2 separate regions of the Homo sapiens genome follow, and region 2 is linked to region 1. Evidence: read pairs that join two places in POLR2A ChIA-PET (ENCODE). Cell type or tissue: Panc1. All regions are shown on one strand. Links, peaks and the distances in the headings refer to the core of each region. The heading gives the core; the rest is flanking DNA.

What was found. ChIA-PET counts read pairs that join two places held together with the same protein. Peaks named below come from ENCODE experiments on the same cell type or tissue, not always from the same donor. Only the 100,000 strongest peaks of a DNase experiment are listed, where the experiment ranks them.
Region 2: POLR2A ChIA-PET joins it to region 1 with 13 read pairs; 2 of 35 experiments call an interaction of 5 or more read pairs at or near these places.

The regions. Positions count from the first base shown.
Region 1 is chr1:87,120,815-87,128,922 of GRCh38, forward strand. No RefSeq gene overlaps it. Among named protein-coding and RNA genes, the nearest start is that of LINC01140, 4.9 kb to the right of the region's middle. In Panc1, for the core only: no CTCF peak of the experiment used is centred there; no DNase peak of the experiment used is centred there.
Region 2 is chr1:85,399,197-85,407,304 of GRCh38, forward strand. All of the region lies in intron 1 of DDAH1 (dimethylarginine dimethylaminohydrolase 1), which reads right to left. Among named protein-coding and RNA genes, the nearest start is that of DDAH1, 62 kb to the right of the region's middle. In Panc1, for the core only: CTCF peaks have their summits at 5,234 and 5,443; no DNase peak of the experiment used is centred there; H3K27ac peaks cover 2,612 bases.

The DNA of each region.
Region 1 (8,108 bases), core at 1,812-6,811:
GGGCTGTCACAGGCCTCTCGATCTGGGCACACCCGGAATCACTTTCTACTCTGCTGCTCCTGTCCATGCTGGGCACCCAGGAAACAGACAGTGGTGTCTTTGCTCTTCCATCCCACAACCTCTTTTGTTGTTCTCTTATTCCCCTCCATCCTCCAGGGGGCAGCAGTAATGCAGCTCTTTCTCAGGGACCCCACTGAGGAGTCCTCTCTTTCCTTCTGCTCTCCTTTGGAGACTCCATCTCATCTTGGGTGGCAAGTGGGGTGGATACACCAAATCTTTTATATCTTAGTCAGACTTCACTTTTGAATCTCAAAACTCAAACAGTTGGATCTTGGGTGCTTTAGTTCCACTGGGACAACTTTTCTTTGACCTAGAAATGCCACATGTGGGAGGGTCACAACACAACAGTGACACTAGTGAATATATCTCTGCGTTGTCCCCATATGCGGCAAATGGGTGCAAGATGCTGCCTGCCACTCACTGTGCAAAGACTACCCACACCAGGAAAAAGCAGAGCCTGTGCTCCATGAATCTGCAATCACGGGCATCTAAGCTTAGAATATCCCACTCTGTTGCAAGTGAAAACATGTAGGTGTATCTCTTTGGCCCAACTCAAAAGGTAGATGTTTTCTCCCTTTTAATACAGTCACTTGGCAGTTTCAGCTTTCTATGAACATTCTTCTGGAAAAGAACCTCAGCTCGTTGTGTAGTTAAATTTATTCAGCATATAAATCTCTTAAAATCCATGCCCTTAAATGTTTATGGTCATGTGGGATATTATCAGTGTCAGAGATGGGCAGGGTTGAAGGAATTTGGGGTCAGACTACTTTCTTTTAATCTTCTCCAAACATTTTAGGTTTGGCAAAACTTGAATTGCATTTTGCCAAGCCCCTGTGCCTGTAATTTGTAAACCCCTGTGTATTTTCAGTTAAATGTAGTCCATATGTTTCTGATTGATTTACACTTAACTCATCTAAACGTTGTTTTGTTAGTGTTATTTGATGTCCAAAGGGCCTCAGAGCCTGTTTACATCTGTCTAAGCTGCTCGTTTTCCTCCCTGAGACTCAGGAAGATCTGTTTTGCCAAGAGTAAACTAAGTCGAATACTGCACCGCCCCTCCCCGCCTCCACCCCCTAGGATTGGATCAGACTTGGGTAGAATCTGACAAAGAGCTGAGGAAGTTGCACTGGGCTTTGAAGTTGACCAAACACTCTACCCTACATTTCACCAAGAGGAATCAGAGCGCAAAGCCTCCCCCTTGGGGACTGTGACCAATAACACGAATACAGAGACCAGATCCTAGGCCAGGCCAACTTCCCAGCCTGGCCCTTTTCCTTATGGCACTGACATTTGGCTGCAACTAGCCACCACCGACCTCAATAGGCCCGTCCCTTACAACTCTTTCATCCAAGCTTCAGTGGGAAGGGTGGAATAGATTTTATACAGTGAATGAAAGCAATCAGGCCTCTTGCTAGATCTGTGGTAACAATCTCATAAAGCAAGAGTGTGGTTTTAAAATGAAACAAAAGAAATCCTTAGCTAGTGCCCCATTTCACTGAACCTTAATTTTAGATAGCTTGCATTTGCCTTGCAAATGAGTCCACAAATTACCAAGCCACAAGCATTTAAAACCATCCTGCCCACTGCCAGAAGGAGTATGCCTGGCAGAACCAATGAGGCTGGCCCCCTACTGCTCCACCACAGTAAAAGTGAGTTATAGGAGTGATGCTTGAACTGAGATGGCATCCCACAATTTTGGAAACATGGTAACTAGGGATGGGGACAAACTGCAACTTTATGATTCAACATTGAGGGAAATGGCGCTTTGTTTTGAAAGAAGCGCAGTGGCTCACGCCTGTAATCCCACCACTTTGAGAGGCCCAGGAGGGCAGATCATGAGGTCAGGAGATGGAGACCATCCTGGCCAACATGGTGAAACCCCGTCTCTACTAAAAATACAAAAATTAGCTGGGTGTGGTGGCGCATACCTGTAATCCTAGCTACTGTCGGGGCTGAGGCAGGAGAATCACTTGAACCAGGGAGTAGGAGGTTGCCATGAGCCGAGATCATTCCACTGCACTCCAGCCTGGCAAAAGAGCCAGACTCCGTCTCAAAAAAAAAAATAAAATAAAATAAAGCAGCACTTTAATGTGTATTTGGTCGTGTTCAAGCAAACTCTATTTGGAATGGAGGTATTTGAGACAAAGAGGAGCCAAGTAACTCTGTAAAATACTATGACGGGTTGTCTTCTCTATATGCAGAGTTGCATCTCAGAGATAATTATTTCATTGGACTTGGAGGACCCTCTGGGAGATTTCTCTCTTTTTTGGACCCCAAAATGTATCAGGGAAGCCAGATTCTAGGTAGAAGGAACATGGTCAAAGCATTTGGGGAAAAGCAGGCTGGCCCCTGAAATGAGGGACAAATTAGGAGTTAAGGACGAAGATAGTTAGGACTTCCTATCTCTGAGGTTTAACCTTTCTGTTTCTATTTTGTAATTCCCTTCTGCTATCTTTGAGCTTTCAGAAAATTTCGATCAATATTATAGTTTGGTCTTATGTTCTGGGAGACTAAAGGAGGGGTATGGTTGTATGCAGTGGGGGAGCCAGCGACCTGGAGAAGCCAAGGGTGACTTAGAGGCAGTGGAAAACTTGTCCATCCAGGGCAACCTGATGTGGCAAACAGGCCTGATCTTTGGAACGTGGATGCATTCCTGGGTGATTCTTAGAAACAACTGGGGTAGGAGAAGCTCACTAAAGACTGGCTTTCCTGCAGCCTCCTGGGATAGGAGCTAAGGTTGTAGCTGTTTGCATGTTAAGGGAAGAGTCGAGTCTTGAAGGCTGAAGAACTTGGGGACATGAGTATCACATCAGTGTTAACTCTGGTGGGTGGCCAAGTGGCCATATTTGCATGTCTCACTTTCAAACTGGGCAGCAGTGGTGCTATCACAAGTTCCCTCCTGCTGGAGCCTCTGCAGAAGGCCAGGCAGGCTGCTCTCCCACAGTCACGTGAGCAGATGTCCTCTCCTGCCTCCATGAACCATCCCGTTTGGTTACCTGGACGCCATTATATCCCCCTGCCCCACCATAGTGCTTTCTCTGAACTGCATTTTAGCGTGAAGCCATCAACCTCCACTGAAGGCTGAGAAATGCGTCTCCTGTAAGCATGTTGTTGAAGCTGCCATTTGCAACCTTAAACGTCTCCTTTTGGTGGAACTCTAATTAGAGAACTTCTTCCTCATCTTCGTATCAGAAGGAGAAGTAGTTCAGCTCCTCAGGGCCTGGCTTTTTTTTTTTTTCTTTTCTTTTCTTTTTTAAGTCATAACTTTTTAGAATTGCGGTAAAATGCACACGACATAAAATTTACCATCTTAACCGTTTTTATGTGTGTAGTTCAGTAGCAGTCAGTGCCTACACTGCTGTGCCACCATCACCACCATCTATTTCCTGAACTCTTTTCGTCTTCCCAAATGGAAACCTTGTACCCGTTATACAATAACTCCCCATTCCCCTTCTCTACACTTCCTGGCAGCCAGCGTTCTACTTTCTCTCTCTGTGAATTTGACTCCTCTGGGTACCTCCTCTAAGAGGAATCAGACAGTATTTGTCTTTTTGTGACTGGCTTATTTCATGGTTCTGGTTTGTTATGATCACTGAATTCTCTAACAAATCAGATGTCTCTCCTCCCCCATTTTTTGCTTTGCCATGGCAGCTAGAAAACAAAGCCAAATCTCTGCCTGATCCAAAATAAGCATATGTGCTAGAAATTTTTGATGTAGCTTCATCCTTTATTCCATTTTTTATTTATAGTCTTGTGTTTTTTTAAAAATTGCTGACCCACCTGTGATTTATTAAATAGTTCTTTATACAAGGCATCTTTAATCTTCTTTGTAATGAAGAAGAACGTACATTTAAAAATACAGGTTGAGTAGCCCTTATCCAAAATGCTTGGGACTAAAAGTTGCTGACCCACCTGTGATTTATCAAACAGTTCTTATAGAAGGCATCTCTAATCCTCTTTATAATGAGGAAGAATATATATTTAAAAATACAGGTTGAGTAGCCCCTATCCAAAATGCTTGGGACCAGGAATATTTCAGATTTAGAAAATTGTTGGGGATTTTGGAATGTTTGCATTATAAAATCTGACTCTGAAATGCTCCAGTGAGCATTTCCTTTGAGCATTTTGATGGCACTCAAAAAGTTTTGGACTTTGGAGCAGTTTGGATTTGGGATACCTGAATTTGGGATACTCAGTCTGTATTAACAAGTAGTTGATGGAGGGATTTAGGGGATTGGGTCAAGCACGTAGTGAAGTGGGTTCTCACAGCCGATGTGAGGCTCATCCAAACAATTGCACCCATCCTTGCCCCTGGACGGCACCTCCTGTTGCAGGTGCAGGCAGTGGGGCTGCTCTCACTAATCTCTTCTTCCATGCTGACCCCCTCCGCTCCAAAGTCAATGAATTCAGATTGCAAATTAGAAGCCCAGGAACTTTTCTTATAACTAAATGTACTGGTCTAAGCTAGTGGGTTTCTAAAAGTATTCTGTGTCTTGCCGCCAACACCTTAGTCTTTTAGGGACCCCAGTAAACACTTTCTCTTGGAAGTTCCTGGCATCCAGGAATGGGTTAGCCACTCTGACCAGTGGGCTTTCACGGGTGAGATTGGGCCTGAGGCTGGGCTTGGAGGTGAGGGATCTGGCTTGAAAGATGAGGACTTCTTATTTAAAGCCAATACTACCAAGCCAGGATCTGAGTGCTTTTCCTTGGAGTTATTTTTCCACACTGGAGAATTGTTTGTGACCATTAGGCCCTGAGGAGTCAGTTTCTTTTTGCTCATCCTTGAGTGACCACTTAAGCCTGAACTAGTGCTGGGTGGGGTCTGCCACTGGGCCTTCCAGGGGCTTCTCCTTCATAACCTTTACCACCTGGCAAACCCTGTTGTTACACTTAGCTAACTTTATTTTATTATTATTATTATTTTGAGACAGAGTTTTGCTCTTGTTGCCCAGGCTGGAGTGCAGTGGCATAATCTCAGCTCACTGCAACCTCTGCCCCCCAGGTTCAAGCGATTCTCCTGCCTCAGCCTCCCGAGTAGCTGGGATTACAGGTGCCCACCACCACACCCTGCTAATTTTTGTATTTTCAGTAGAGACAGCATTTCACCATGTTGGCCAGGCTGCTCTCGAACTCCTGACCTCATGATCCACCTACCTCGGCCTCCCAAAGTGCTGGGATTACAGGCATGAGCCACCATGCCCAGCCCACTTAGCTAACTTTAAGGAGGACTGGTCCGTGCAGGCCATGAGGGTTGAGTACCGTGTTTGCAGTCAGGAGACTCAAAACCTGTCCCTGCCATTCACTAGCAGCATGGCTTTGAGCTAACTGATTCACGTCTCTGAAACTCCATTTCCTGCTCTAAAAGAGGGATGATAATACCCTTCTTTAAGAGTTGTTGTCAGAGTAAGGGAGTAACCACAAAGTTAATAACATGTTGTTTTTACAATAATTATTATGGAGAAAACTGATTATTAGACATTATCCCCTGAATCCAGCTCTTTGCAGCAACTTTGTGCTTCCTCCCTTGACTTAATTTTTACAAATCTCAGAGAATTAATGCTGAAGGACTTTAAAAGGTCATCTGGACCACGGTTCCCAAAGCTGGCTGACATCAAAGTCACCTGCAGAGCTTTAAAAGGCATTTAAAGTGGAGGCCGAGGACTCCGTATTTTTAGGTGGCTTTCCTGGTGGTTTGGCTTTGTCTATAGACGTACGTTTGAGCTACCCCTGGTCTAGACCCTCTCTCTGCTATTTGCCAAGAACTCTTTTCTGCTATTTCAGGCAGGTAAAAACCCATCCTGTGTTTACAGTTTTCACTAAGCAGGACTCCACACCTTGCTGCAGAGTTCATATAGTGTCTAATATCCTCTCACGGCTCTACTCTTCCCTTTGCATTCTCTGCTTATGTCTCCAAAGATCTTGAATGGCTTGTGATGACTGTCCTGCCAGTTTCTTTGTCTCTCAATCTGGTTACTATCATGATCATCTCCTTTGGGAGATGGGTTCTACCATTTATCTCTTCTCGTTATTCTCTGAGGCTAGAGGTTTGCTAGACTCTAACTTCAACTCTTCATTCCTTCCCCACACTTTCTCCTGTCTGGAGTTTGGGTTTATTTTTCTTCCTGCCTAACTATTCCTAATATACTAAGTCAATAAACAGATTCTCTGTGGTTACATATGGCAAACAGCTGAAATTTACAGTTGAGAGTAAAATTTCCTCATTTGGGAAAAAAACCCATCATTTCACAGATTTAGAAAGTGGTCATTCTGATCTCCAGGGCAAATAAAAGTGTTTTATAACCTTCCACAAAAGCTTATGCCTTGATTAAATTTTTATTATGAATTATTAATTAAACCAAGGAAATGCAGAGGCCTAAACCGTTGCTTAAATTTGCTCCAGATTGAGACACAAACCAAAGGCGGCAAGAAACCCTGAAGGGGAGGTTTAATGATGAGCAACACATATAAAACCATCCGCACGCTTTCATCTGCCAAAGGCTCCAAACCAGCCATGTAAATGAGCCCATGTGCCCAGACCCGGACAGAGGCTGGCAATGGGCCTGGAAGAAACAGGACCTCCCTGGCTTCTCTCTCCTGGGGGTCTGTGTTTGGGTTGCATGGGGCACTGTGCCATTAGAGACACAGGGGCTTATCTACCTCATGGAGCAGCTGTAGTTAGAGGGAGTAGCTGGTAGTAGAGCAGAAAAGCAGCCTGGTGTCTTGGAAGCTGAGCCAGAGGTCAGGAGAAGTGGGTCACTGCTCTCTGGATGGAGTGATTGATCCAACCAGAGCCAACCAATACAGTTGTGCAGGTTACCTGGAGCCTGGGCCCAGTGGGTGCTGACATCCAGCTCATCTCCTACTCACCACGCCTTGCTCCTTGCTGTAGAGCTGCACCCACTATGAGGAGGGAGAACCTTTTTCTGACTTGAACAAGGGAGTCACATGGCCTTGCTTGGAGGCTGACAGTGTGCGTATGGCGTGAGTGGGAGGGATGGGGCTGCATTCTTCTTTTTCTTAGAACACAGAGGTGTTGTTTGGGCAAGTGGTAGCCTAGAACTGAACCAGTAGATACTGGGGATGCAAACCTGAACAAGACTCTCATTCAAAGAGCTCACAGTACCTTGAGGAAGCAGACAGATATACAGAGTATTCTAACACGTGGGGACAAGGTGTACAGGACATCTCTATGGGTACCCACCCAGATGGGACTGGACAGTGGGGAATCAGAAGCTTTCTTGGGGATGATGTCTAAATGAGTCTTGAAAAGTGGAAGGGGTTGGGATGAGGGTGTAAAGAGTGAGAAGGCACTGAAGGTAAACAGAACTGCAAGATCAAAATCATGGAGGATGAAGGAGCATGGTCCAAGAGCTCTCAGGGAAGACGTGGAGATCCTGTGGGGGCTCCCCACTTCATGTTGTTGCAGTTGAAGACATTTTCAAGTATGAGCAGTTATTCAAATATGAACTAAGCGGGTGATACCCATTCCCTTCCCCAGTGACCAAGACTGGAGGGCTTGAGAACTCCAAGTTCCCAGCATGATGCTTGGCGTTTGAATGCTACTTTCTTCCCCTTCCTCACTTCCTCCTGCCCTTTGATTTTTAATATGAAAACATTTTAATATGAAAACATAAAATATATACATCTGTGTATCTTTCATAACATTCAAAAAAGAGCTAAAAAATGTGAAGTGAAGGGTAATAGCATGATGCTTTGGCCATGGTCGGCTCCCCATGATTTTGTGTCCCCGCTTCTGGGCTGGCTTCTTACAGCGGATTGCAGCTGTGCCCCAGCAAGAAGCTGGCCTCTCTGGATCAATCACTCCAGAAGCGCAGAGGAAAGGGGAGCTTGCCTCAGTAAGCAAAAGTCACCATTATCTGATTATCTTTAGGGATTCCCTACTATCTGGATAGCTAGTCATGACTAGAGAAGATTCTGCATGGAGACAATATATCATTTATTTGGCTTTTATTTTTACTGAATTCAGTGCTCATGGAAAGTGGCACATTGACAACGCTGCTTCCTAGCATGACATCACATAAATAAGT
Region 2 (8,108 bases), core at 1,837-6,836, 1.7 Mb before region 1:
ATCCTTTTGATAGTCATAATAGTAGTTTCTCTGGTACACTATATCCTCTCGAAAAGTTTTAAAGGTTGCACACAGCCATTCATCAAACACCAAAGAGTCTCTTTTCTGCTGGAATGACAAAAACTCAAATAAATGCATGATGATGAGTACACCATAACCTATGAATGACTTGTAGAGACCAGAAACCCAGCATGATAATAAGAGTAGCATTAATGCCCTTAGTTTTGGTCATGCACTCACCCAGGTGAAAGCATGACTGAAAGGGGAAAATTGTTAAATACAAAATATAGGAGGCCATTGTTTTGGACTAAGCTTCTGCACTAGGCCCCACAGCTCCTGCATTAGGCCCCAACAGATTTGACTAAAAATCAAAATGGAGTTATCCATGCTGAAGTTCCACATCACCAAACTGAAACTAAGTTGTTATATAACATTCCAAGAAAGCAGGAGAGAGAGATAGCAGCCAATTTCCCAAATAGGCCAATTTCAATCTTCAATCAGTAGGATAATAGTTTCCTCTGTTTTAATCCTTAAAAGTAACCTGATGCTAACCAATCTTTCTATTTTTCTGCCTCCCTGTCCCTGCCTTTCAAGGAAAGTAACTTTGAAATAATCAATCTGTTTTTTGTTCTTCATTTTTGCTTTCCTTAGCCCTTTCTGTCTATAAAACCAACCCCTTCTGTTCAACTCACTGGCAAATTTATTGTATTTTATGGCATAAAATGTTGCCTGATTCTAGAATTGCAATAAAGCCAACCGTGATCTTTAAAACTAAATCTATTGTAATTTTGTTCTTGAAATGCCCAAGTGGACTCAAATATTTTTTTCTTTGGAGAATCTTGGCCTTGTTTTGCTGCATCCCAGCCAATTGTTTAGCAAAAAAACCTTGAGCTCACTGGCATTATTTATCAAAAACAATCAGGGAGGAATGCCTGAAGGACACATAGTCTACTCTTGCAGGAATTCCTTTCTTTTCTTTTCTTTTTTTTTTTTTTTTTTTTTTTTTTTTTTTGAGACGGAGTCTCAATCTGTTGCCCAGGCTGGAAGTACAGTGGTGCAATCTCGACTCACTGCAACCTCCACCTCCTGAGTTCAAGCAATTCTCCTGCCTCAATCTCCTGAGTAGCTGGGATTACAGGTGTGTGCCACTATGCCCAGCTTTTTTTGTTGTTGTTTTTTGTATTTTTAGTAGAGAGAGGGTTTTGCCCTGTTGGCCAAGCTGGTCTTGACTTCCTGATCTCGGGTGATCTGCCTACCTGGGCTTCCCAAAGTGCTGGGATTACGACTTGAGCCACTGTGCCTGGCCTACTCTTGCAGAAATTCTAAAATGTACATCTAATTAGAGAGTTTACTTTCTATAATATTGAATTAACTGAACTGTACCTACTGGTAAAAATGTGGTAGATGATGCTATTTATATCATTACGCACTGTCCACATGGGATCCCCAGGAAGAAATTTTTCTCTGAGCTTAGTAGTAATCACATTTTCACTTCTCAGAATCTGACCTGCCTGTATCTTTAGGCCCTCATAGACTAAAATACCCACCAGGTTCACTTCTTTATGCTGGTGGTTAGAAAGCTTTCAGTGGAATTTGTGACCCATCTGTAACAGTGTGTAGACCATACATTGTGTTCCTGGCCACCTAATGGTAATCATTTTATCTTATTCCTATATCCATCTTTTGATTGGTTCTACCTTTATTATATATATCCTTCCAAGCTGCCTTCTATCCCTTCTGCAGTACAATGGTACATAAATGAAAACCATAAAAATGTAAGCAGAGAGATATGATCCATGCCCACAATGTGATTGCCTTCTTCAAAGACATTGTAGGCAAATGTCCAGGGTTTCTAAAGCTTTATATAATACGAGAACATTGGGCTAAAGAGTGAACACTTTTGAGTACAGCAGACTAACACTATCTCTCATCATTAAAAGGCGATCTTCGTGCTGCTCAAATGTAGCTTTCATAATACACTGCCTTGACACAGTCTAGCAATACAATTACAGGAATCGATCCTTTTTTCCAACAGGTTACAGTCCTAAAATGAAGAGGGCCTACTATGAAAACATTCATGAAAAGTGAAATCTTTCATTATTGGTATCTTCTTTTTACCTGGATTTATTCACTTCCTTGGAGCAGTAGAGAATGACTAAATACATCAGATAAAGATAGGCTAAATAGCACATAAAGAAGAGCATGGTTTATATTTACTTTTAGGAAAAAGAGTTGTAATGAGGATGAAATATAATTTTACCTTGGATTTTAAGAGACGCAGCTTTTCTTTTTTCTTTTTTCTTTCTTTTTTTTTTTTTTTTTGAGGAGGGTTTCACTCTATTGCCCATGCTGGAGTACAGTCGCATGACCAAGGTTCACTGTCACCTTGATCTCCTGGGCCCAAGCAATCCTCCCATCTCAGCCTCCCAAGTAGCTGGGACTACAGGCGCACACTACCATGCCCAGCTAATTTTTAACGATTTTTTTGTAGAGATGGGGTTTCACCACGTTGTCCAGGCTGGTCTCAAACTCCTGCACTCAAGTGATCCACCCACCTCGGCCTCCCAAAGTGCTGGGATTATAGACATGAGCCACTGCACCTGACTAAGAAGCAGCTTTTGAGCTCTTAAAATTCCTATTATTGAACTGTAGAATTAGATTTTCAGTTATATGTAATTTTGTTTTAAAAAGAAGCACAATTACTATCTTACTTAAAAGAAAACATTTTCAAAACTATTTTGCATCTTGTTCCTTTTTAATGTGTTCTGAAGGCAATGTATTTTATTTTACTTTAATTAATTTTTTTAGAGACAGGGTCTTGCTATGTCACCCAGGCTAGAGTGCAGTGCTGCAATCACAGCTCACTACAGCCTCAAACTCTTGGGCTCAAGCAATCCTCCTGCCTCAGCCCCTCAAATGGCTAAGACTACAGGTACGCAACCACCACTCCCAGCTAATACTTCTATTTTTTTTTTTTTTTTTTTTGGTACAGACAGGGTCTCACTACGTAGCCCAGGCTTATCTTGAACTTTTAGCCTCAGTGATCCTCCTGCCTTGGCCTCTGAAAGTGCTGGGATTACAGGTGTGAGCCACTGTGCCCAGGCCTGAAAGTACAGTCTTTTAAAAAATCTGCCTCCAATTTCTTTCTTCTAGCCAGGGTCTAAGTGTGAATGCTTTTCTTCAAGCAGAGTCTTTCAACTATAGCAAATAAGGCTACTTGTCAAACTATTCTTATAGACAAAATATTTTCAAAAATATTTTCAGTACAAATTAATTTACCATGCTGTTTTTATCTCAGATTTGATATTTTCTTCAGAAATGTATAATTTCAGTTACAAATACTAAGATATAAAAATGCTTTGTATATTTTTCTGGTAAATATAGCTGAACTAAGATTACATTTCTAGAAAACACAATTAATAAAAATCTTCTGGCCGGACGCGGTGGTTCACGCCTGTAATCCCAGCACTTTGGGAGGCCGAGGCGGTGGATCACGAGGTCAGGAGATCGAGATGATCCTGGCCAACATGGTGAAACCCCGTCTCTACTAAAAATACAAAAAATTAGCCAGACACGGTGGTGGGCACCTGTAGTTCCAGCTACTTGGGAGGCTGAGACAGGAGAATGGCGTGAACCCGGGAGGCAGAGCTTGCAGTGAGCCGAGATAGCGCCACTGCACTCCAGCCTGGGTGACAGAGCGAGACTCCATCTCAAAAAAAAAAAAAAAAAACTTCTGACAATTCTCATTTTTTGCTCCAAAAATATTAGTTTAACCTCCACAGATACCTGTTTTCTTAAGCATGCTGGGTATGTACCCATGGAGGAGTGTCTGTTCCAAGTGATAAGAAGGGATCTGTGTGTGTTGGCTGTGGACTGGGACTGTCCCTTAGGGACTGCTAATGTTTGATCTGGTGAGTAACAATCACAAGTTTGAGGGAAATTTTCCCTTGGATATGTAAACTCCTAGATTTACCACATATATACATATACCTATATATATATGAATATATATATGAATATGTATGTGAATATATATGTGTGTATATATACACACACACATGCATGTACACATATATACATATACATATATGTGTATGTATATATATGTATGTAAAGTAAAACAGAATAGTTATATCCAAAGAAAAAAAAATCTGAAAAGAATAATTCAAAACGTGCGAGACACACTGTACTTAAAATGTACTTGAAGGCTTGTTTCTGTAAGGGTTGCCTAAACATCCCTAGGCTCTACTCTTCAGGAATCTTATTTCCAGGCACAGTGTCCTGGAGCATTTGCAATTTTTCAATTGGAACTCTCAGCACTTTACTTTAAAAATAGTCTAAAGTCAGAAACTGAAATAGTGATCTATTTTTCAACCCCCAAATTGCTCCTTAGTCAATATAACGCTGAACATTTCTGAACAAAGGATTCTTAAGGCTGGCTGTGGTTCAGGCAAGTCCTAAACTTATTAAGGGTAAAATAAGTTATTCACAAAAGAAAAAATATATAGTCTATTCTCAGTTGGAGAAAGATCTATTTTCCCCCAAAACTGAATTATGTATTAAATCAGTTCAAATTTTATTTTGGACCATTAATCTGTAATTTAACATAGTTGTTAAAATAAACGGATGTTTCAGTCTATTTTATGTCAAGTTGTTTACTAGAAAAATAATTCAATGGGTAGAACATTTAAAATATTGTTTTCCCTGTGTGCTTACTTACAAATGGATACATGTTGTACTCTTGGCAAAATTTACTTGTTACATTTTAACAATGTAATTGCTGACAATAAACACATTAGTACAAAACAATTTCTATATCTTAAATCACAACTATATTCCTCCTGCCACTTTTAGTAGGATAATGAATATTTCTATAACTAGTTTTTAACAAGTTTCTAAAATATTTTTAAGCCCATACGAAAGAAAAAAAAGGCTTATGGAATTTTTCTTTAAGAACTACATATTATATTTCACAAATAAAGCTAAACAGAAAAATGCAGATCAACATTACAATTCGCAAGTATTGAGCATTTAATGACCTCCATTTCTAGAATCCACTTCTTAGAAGATGCCACCAGTTCATATTGACCCATTATACATGAAACTTCTGCCTGTAGGATTGCAGTTGACAAAGCCTGAAAGACCACATTCTAGAAGGTACTGCTAAGCTTCATTTGTCCTTACCATAGCTGACTGCCATCAAATTGCCATCCAGAACTGCTTTTGGGAAGCAGTTCCTCCGCAATCTTTTCAACAGATTCCCTGTTTTAACATCCACCTGTGTTACTGAAGAACAGTCTGACCCGGATTGAGCCATGGAGCAAATAATAACACTAACTGCAGCTCCAGACAGAAAAAAAAATAGGAGTTCATTTTCCAGACTCTTGTGGGAATACAGAGCATGTCTGCTGAAACCGAATCCAAGAGTTCAATGATACTGTAGACTCAAGTATTTCTTTAAATTCCACGTAATAGCTTTTCCGTTCTTGGTGTTTTATAACACACTTCTGAGCCATGATTCAGAAAGTGAGGGAAATTCTCTGTCTTTCTCTCTCTCTCTCAAGTTGAGTTATATAAAAATTACAATTGTAAGGTGAAGCTCTAACAGAAGGCCACAGGAGTTGCTATATGTACTGTTCTCACTGACCCATCACTGCAACTTAAGTCAGTTCATGTGGACTTTCTTTGAGGGAACGCCATTTCTTTAGGCATTAAATCTAAACTTCTTTCCTTTGGGTTTTGTTTTGCTTCATTTTTGCCAGACTCTACAATCCGCCCTAGAAAGCCTGAGTATTACATCTTCATTCTGTCATTTTCAACCCTGTTTTCTCTCTTGACAAGGATAGACATGTTATTTTGCTGATATCACTGTTGAGTTGTATGAGGCCTTCTCCCTTTATGCAGGGGCCACCAGAGTAATCAGTTTTATGTAGCTGCCACTTCATACTACTGTATCCTAACAGCAGACATGCTAGCAATTCTCTTCAGTTTAATTCAATAAATTGGCCACATGGGTCTATTTATTAGCTGATATTGGCCTCCAACATCTAATATAACAAATATTACCGAAAAGAAATAGGGTTGAAACTATACCTAAGATTACAGAGGGAAATAGTCAAGCATCTGAGGAAAAGATCTTGTTTTTCCCTGCTATTAAAAAACTTAACTGTAAAAAACACTGTATGTAGTTCTATAGACGGCATGCATCATCAGGCTGTGAGTACAGACACGGAGATGGTTCCTTTAAATAAACACAGGTGTCAGGACGCTTAAGCATGTAAATGGAGGTCACACCTTATTTTTTCTGTAAGCTTAAAGTCTTAAAAAGTCGTGGTCTGGATCAACAGGAGCAGGGGCTGTATCAAGGCATGGTCCATTCCCTGCTCCGCATTTGGCTGGGAAAGACTTGGTCCTTGGCTGGATCTAAAAAGTGCCCTAAAAAAAAAAGCCCTACTTTATAGCAGTGAATAGTAAACTGGAGATAGCATGTTGGAATACAAGTCTTGAGAGAAGGTGGAATCCTCTATGAAAAAGAGAGAGCCTCAGAGAGGGGAGACAAGAACCCAAGAATCACAAATGTTTTGTTTCTCTGCAAGAAAGAATGCCAAGGTGCAAGACTATCCCGTTCTCTTATTCCAAGCTGCCCTCATGTAATGAATGCTCTCAGCCACTCACTCGAATACGTTTCTTTTGAAATTAGAAGTAAAACCTAACACTTATGTTGCCAACTTAAAGAGGTTTGGTTGTATTTAAGAGCACACGGATATTAGCCTCCAACAGTTTTAAAGAAGCTAAGAACTGACATTTATCCAGGACCCACTATGTGCCAGGGCTACCTACCATGTTTCCTCATTTGAATTCCATAACCACCCATGGTGGTGTGCATTATTATGTTTACTTTATAAATGTGAAAGTTGGAGCCCAAAGATGAGGAGTAATTTGTTCAAGGCCACACTGTCTAGAACATGGAGCAACCAGGCCTGTCCAATTCCAAAAGCCACGTTCTATCTCAAAAGCTTCTTTTAGAATATTTGATACAGTCCTCATAGAGATTTATGAAATAGAATTTTATCTTGAGAAACTAAGAAACACAGAAGAGAAGCTTTCCTCATCACTACATCTGGATCCAATAAACTTAAAAATATTTTTTTAAGATACATTACATTTGGTTTCTTTCTCTTTTTAAATTTGTAGTCCAAATTATCCCCATCCTCTCAGCAAAATGAAATAGTAACCTCTATGATAAATTATGAGATTATCTATAATGTGAAATCATCATGAAGTCCAAAGAGAAAAGAAATGAAACAACTATTATGTTTTAAAACTTGAAATATTCAAGAAGGATACATATAGAATATACATTTTTAAAAAATTAATTTTTTAATTAACAAAAATTGTGTATGTTTATGGCATGCAGCATTATGCTTTGAAATATGTATACATTGTGGAATGGCTGAATCAGGCATATGGCTTACCTCATATACTGATCATTTATTTGTGGTGAGAACACGTAAAAATATACTCCTTTAGTTTTTGAGTATACGAAGCACTGTTATTACATATAGAGAACAGAATATACTATAAACATTCATAAAGGGCAAGCTGAAAAAATTACATTCCTTTATTTCATGGTAGTTTTAAATTTTTATATTAAAAACTATTATATTAAAGCTTTAAAATAAAATGCTATATTACAAGGGTCTTTATGACTCAAAGAGAAACAAGGAAAATTAGAGTATATTTCATAAAATTTAAAGGAAAGCTCTTTTATTTGAAATATATAAGAAGAAAAACACATTATATTTCTTTAAGAGACTTTAGACCTTCCTCCTTGAGTTTTTGTTTTTCATGTGTCCACTTTTTAAATGTTTCCATTTCCTCCACACACATATTTCTGAAGAGTTATGAGCAGGAAGTTTTCTCACGTATTTTCCCAAGTAGAAAGGCCTCCAGCTGCACACAGACTTTCCCATTGCCCCAGTATTAAAGTTCTGGGTAAAATTTTAATTACTAATTTAGGAAAGATGAGACATTTTAAAATTTAATACAGTTTGCCCTTTTTACAGACCATGTAGAATAAAGCCTCAGTATGCTTGAAAAAATCTCTT